Linked DNA regions of Mus musculus: region 1 is linked to region 2. The links are chromatin loops, found by intact Hi-C in ENCODE. Cell type or tissue: heart. All regions are shown on one strand.

The links. Peaks named below come from ENCODE experiments on the same cell type or tissue, not always from the same donor. Only the 100,000 strongest peaks of a DNase experiment are listed, where the experiment ranks them.
Region 1: a loop joins it to region 2, with 4 times the contacts of the local background. A loop is called at or near these places in 1 of 42 quality-filtered maps.

What each region holds. Positions count from the first base shown.
Region 1 is chr4:56,800,914-56,803,413 of GRCm38, reverse strand. It overlaps Elp1 (elongator complex protein 1), which reads left to right and starts at 1,083. Exons shown (of 37, transcript NM_026079.3): 1 at 1,083-1,255. Abitram (actin binding transcription modulator) reads right to left here and starts at 1,085. Exons shown (of 6, transcript NM_001081420.1): 1 at 688-1,085. The coding sequence starts at 802. In heart, no CTCF peak of the experiment used is centred here; a DNase peak (open chromatin) is centred at 973; H3K4me3 peaks cover 2,500 bases; H3K27ac peaks cover 1,641 bases.
Region 2 is chr4:56,863,724-56,866,223 of GRCm38, reverse strand. Ctnnal1 (catenin (cadherin associated protein), alpha-like 1) reads left to right here and starts at 1,013. Exons shown (of 19, transcript NM_018761.3): 1 at 1,013-1,247. The coding sequence starts at 1,110. In heart, a CTCF peak has its summit at 1,332; DNase peaks (open chromatin) are centred at 83, 903 and 1,453; H3K4me3 peaks cover 1,955 bases; H3K27ac peaks cover 1,356 bases.

The DNA of each region.
Region 1 (2,500 bases), 63 kb after region 2:
TTCTTAGCTCCTCCATCTTGTCACTTTAAAATGAGTACACCTAGAGAAACACTATTATAAGCGCCACATTGCTGACATTATGGTGGTGTTTTGTGAGGCTGTCTTGATGGTATGCAAAAATCACACGTTTTTTTTTAAATTCAGTCCTAAAGAGAATTTAGGATGCTTATCCTAAATATTATATGTGGGTCTACCGGTTTCCCTGAATTTAAAAAGGCTAAAATAGAGGCTAGAGGAGGATCCCCAAAGGTGGTATCGGTATTTTCTTGGCAGAACGAACACCAGAGAAGCCTATTTCAAACGTCCAGTGGACAATATGCACAGTTTCTTCTTAACACTAGATACTGCTTCCTTAACATTTCTTAATTTTTCTCTCCATGCCTAAGGTTTCTTCCCGGTTCGGCGTAGGATTGATCCCTCCAAGCACACCAACCCTTAGTAGTGTGGGGAAAGCCCAGATAGACCAACGCGGAGTTCCTTAGTTTAGTTCACGTCCTTTCCTGCAAACAACCCACACATGGCGCTGCGGTTCCCACGAAGGAAAGCGCCTATTTTAGCTCTTCATCAGCGCAAATCTGTATTCCTGGGACTAGGATGCTCAGGGAAGAGCACGGGTGGCTTGCATCGCGTGGCAGAAGTGCCTGCACCCGTGCGGTAAAGCGGAGCTCACCACCATCCCGCACTTACCCGCTTTATACCAGCGAGTGAAGTATCGATCCACAAGGGAGGGTGGCGGGGCTTCGGTAGCTATGACTACCTCTGGTGGCGCCAGCTTGGCTTCGGGGCAGCGGAGCTCTTCCATCCCTCTAGTCCAGGAGCGTAGTTCCGGCGCGTGGGAGCCGGTTGGTGTCGTGCGCACGCGCGCGACTCCCCGGCTGGCGGCCAAACTCCCTCCCCGACCCCAGTCACCTGTGATCCTGGGCCAAAGCCCAACTGTGGGGCAAAAACAACCGGGTGTCAAAGAGCTGAGGGACAGCAGACAGCAAGGTCCTGCCTCTGCCGGGTGAGGGCTCCCCGATCCCCTGGACCCTCTGAGCACCCTCGAGCTCCTGAGGAGGCGCGTCTGGCCACACCCACCCGGTGACGTCACTCAGCGCGCCTCGCGGGTGACGCCACGTCCGCGCCGCCTTTCTGGTGCTACCTGGCGTGTTTCGCCCTTCAGTGGATCGTGTTTCTCGTCTCCCGTGTGCATCGGCGGTTCCTTTCCAAACCCAGTGCGCCGTGAGGGCTCGGAGCCGCCTCGAGGGCGTCGTAGGTGAGCATTCGCCCGTCCCAGTCCGAGCCGCTGTGTGCGGCCTGGTCTTGCTGTCCAGGGCTGTTCTGGTGCAGGGGAGATGCACGCGCTTCTGCCTGCGCGCGCCGGCGGGCCGGGCGTGGACCTCTTCTTTCTTCGAGTTTCGGATGCTTTCTGTACACGTTTTCCCCGGGGCCGTCTTGGGGCGCTGCGAGGGATGAGGGTCCGGTACCCCAATTGCGGGTTTCCTTGTAGCGTGTAGATAAAACCTCTACCAGCTTGTCGTGGAAGGTGATAGGTAAATAGAGGCCTCTGTGCTGTGCTGCGGGTCCCTTCTCGCTCGCATTTGGGACTTTTCTATGAAGTAGTGTATCTCGTGCTTCCCTACCTGGTGTACCTAAGCCGGGATTTCTGTGATGGCTGTGATTTTATAGTCTTTTGTCTTTAGGGCCTAACATTTGGCAAGGTTTTGTTGTAAGTCACATAACGGATCTTAGGTATTGTGTAAAGGATTCGTTTGCGTATTGAGAACCATGATATATAACCAGCAAATATCTCGATGTGTAAGTGAAAGAAAAAGAGACAAAGACAAATTTTAGTTTGTGGAAACAGAGATGACAATAAGTCCCAAGCCAGGATGAGCTATTATTTGATAAGAGATCAGCAGGTTCTCTGTTTTTCAGGTTGCATTTCATATGCTTGTAAGGGTCAGCTTATGATAATATCAGGATTGATTTTAATGTGAGTTTAATGTTTAGTTTGGTCTTGTTCATTTACAAGGTATATAGGTTTATCTAATCTTCCCTTTAGTGAGCTACCAAGCCTGAAGGTAGGGGAGAAAGTGGATCAATGGTCAGAATTTTGGGACATGATCAAAGTTGTATGAAAGCACCTCTTAGAACATGTGTGGGTGGAGTCAAGGGAGGTGCAGTTGGAGGTGCCAAAGGAAGGCTGTTAGCAGATTATGATCCTAGAAACATTTGGAAGATGTTTCCTAACTTTGAAAGCATTGAGAAAACTACAGGACTGTGTAACTCCAAAAAGTTAAATGAGTGAGCAGTGTCAGAATGACAATTTAGAGAAGTCGGTTTTCATGCTAAAAGAATTGGGGCATTAGAGAGATTAATGAGTTTGCCTTTTTACCAAGTGACCATGGAGGCCAGAAGAAGGCATGGGGTTCCCTGGAATTGGAGTTATAGATAGTTGTTATCTGCTGTGTAGGTGTTGGGAACTGAACTCAGGTCCTCTGGAAGAGCAGCCAGTGTT
Region 2 (2,500 bases):
TCCTTCCTAAGGTCAGTGTAGAATCTTTCTTAAGACACAGGCTTCTGAATGCCTTCCTTGGCTTTGTTCCTGGAAACTGGAGGAAAAGGCGCTTTGGCACCTCTTCTCACCACAGGGATTCTGTGTGAGCTCATGGTTGGGCTGAGAGAATGGATTCTTAGCCTTAAGTGACTTCAGTCAGACACATCTTTTCATTCAAGGAGCAGTTAACATGCTGCTAGTTCTTGGCTAATATTAGAAACAATGTTACAAGTTTTTAAAAGGTATTATTTAGCCAGAGCCCAAACTTTTGTTTTTGATTCTCTTGAAGGTGAATTCTAAAGGTAACTGCAAGATACACTGCCTTCTTGCTGAGTATCAAGATATGTGAATATATTATCAAATGTTTCAACTCTGTAAGAGATACAATCAGAACATAGAAGTGGAGGCGAAATGGGACTGTCTTTCCTCGGAAGCCATTGAAAGAAAGATGGTTACAAGTGTAATTGATGTCTCAGTCCCAGGGCAGAGGTTCAACACCATAAAAACATGTAGAAATATTTACGGGAAATCAGAATTGACTTTTGAGGCAAATGGATTTGGTGGAAAGCTTTGTTGGGGACAGTTGTCTTCTGGTAAGAGGCCACATAAACTTGTGGAGGCTCTCGGGTGGCCTGCTCTAGATAAAATTAGGCTTTGGAACTCACCCTTGAGGAAAGAGGCACAGGGGCGGCCAGAGGGCGGGTCCGCGGGGTGGGACTATGGCAGTGGATGGGTGGGGCCGCCCAGGTATTAGGGCGGAGCTGGTGGGGCGTGCCACCCTAGAGGCGGAGCTGATGATCCTGGACTGCTACGCGCCAGACTATGGGTCAGTGGGCGGGACGTAGAGGGGGCTCGGCTAGGGTGCTGGGCAGAACTAGCTAGAGTTGGGTGGCCTCGAAGGCGGGGCCCGCGCGGTGGTACAGGCCTGGGGGCGGGGATACGGGCCCAGGGTCGCATGGAGGCGGGGCCGAAGTAGTGGCACAAGGGTAGGGGTGGGGCCTCGGTGCGGCGAGGCGGCGGGCAACCCGGAGGCTGGTTGGCGGGCAGGCAGAGGTGCGGATAGCGCGCTGTGCTATCGGTGGAGGGCCATGGCCGCTTCTCCAGTCCCGGGCGGTGGCGGTGCGGGAGCTGTCCACTCCTCCAACGCGGCTGGCTTCACCTTCGACTCGGGACTGGAGATCAGGACGCGCTCGGTGGAACAGACTCTTCTGCCCCTGGTTTCTCAGGTACCGCGGCCCCTGGTCCCCGTGTGCGCTGCCCGCGATGGCGGCGGGCGCTCTTTCCTCGGTCCGGCTTGGCGGGGCGGGAGGCGGCGCTGTCCCGCATTGCGCGAGCAAGACGGCGGCACGGCGGGACTCGCGTGGGGGCCCAGAGCCGGGCGGCTACTCCTGGGCTCGCGGTGAAGCGCTGGAAGCGCTGGAGCCCAGCAGGTGCGTTGTTCGGCCTAGGCAGCCGGACCCGCCTGGCCCAGTGGCTCCGAGTGAGGCCCAGCCGCGGGTCAGTAGGACCCCTATGGGGTTCTCTGACTTCCAGAGCCAAGCTGGCGGCCGCTGCTCAGTCGGCCGCCGCTGTCGCTGTCCGCATCGCAGGCCAGACCCAGGCGCTGGGTGCAGACTAAGGCATTCCAGTTTGCCTCTTACTCCAGCGTGTTCTCCAAGGCCTTTGTCCTGTTCCCTTGGTCATGTGTGGGCTCGCCCAACTCCCACCCACTCCGGCCACCTGTCCTGTCTCTCCCTGTCATTTGCCTGCCCACCACCTCTGTCTGCTAGAACTCTGTAGAGTGACAGGAAGGAGTGCTTAATCCTGATTGATGCACACCTTTTGCAAGGTCTCAGTTGGGATTAGTGCATTATTATATTTTGAGTTATAAAAGAAGTCTAGAATCAGCTAGGATGTGCTTAATTAAAAAAAAAAAGTTTGTCTCTCTGAGCTGAGGTATACATAACCCGAGGGCTAGAATTCCTCATCTACAGCTATGGTACTGTGCCAAACACCAAGGGAGGAATTTTGTCTTTGGCTGTGCGTTGGCGATGTGTGACTCATACTAAGCCTGTAACACCTTGGTGACTCATGCCAGGATTACCAAGATTTTAGAGGTAGAAAGAATCTTAAATTATCTTATCCGACTCCAAATTAAAAGATGATTTCTTACAACAACCTCAACTCCTGTCCACCAATGCCTTACATAAACACGTTTAATGAAAGGGAGGTTGTCACTATTCCATAGACTTTTAAATACTGTCTGTTCCAGCCTGGTCGCAAAAATATTTGAAAATTGTAGTTTTATATGCTTCTGAAATTCTTCTAATGCTAATGAAGTAAATATCCCCATTTTCCTCCCTGCATCCTGTGATTAATGGAGCAATGGTGACTATACCTGGCACTCTGTGGCTTTCTGTCTTCCTGAGTAATGCATGCATGCATGGAAGAGCCGCCATTTCCTTTCTAGCACTTACATCTCCTTCCACCCTGGAGACTT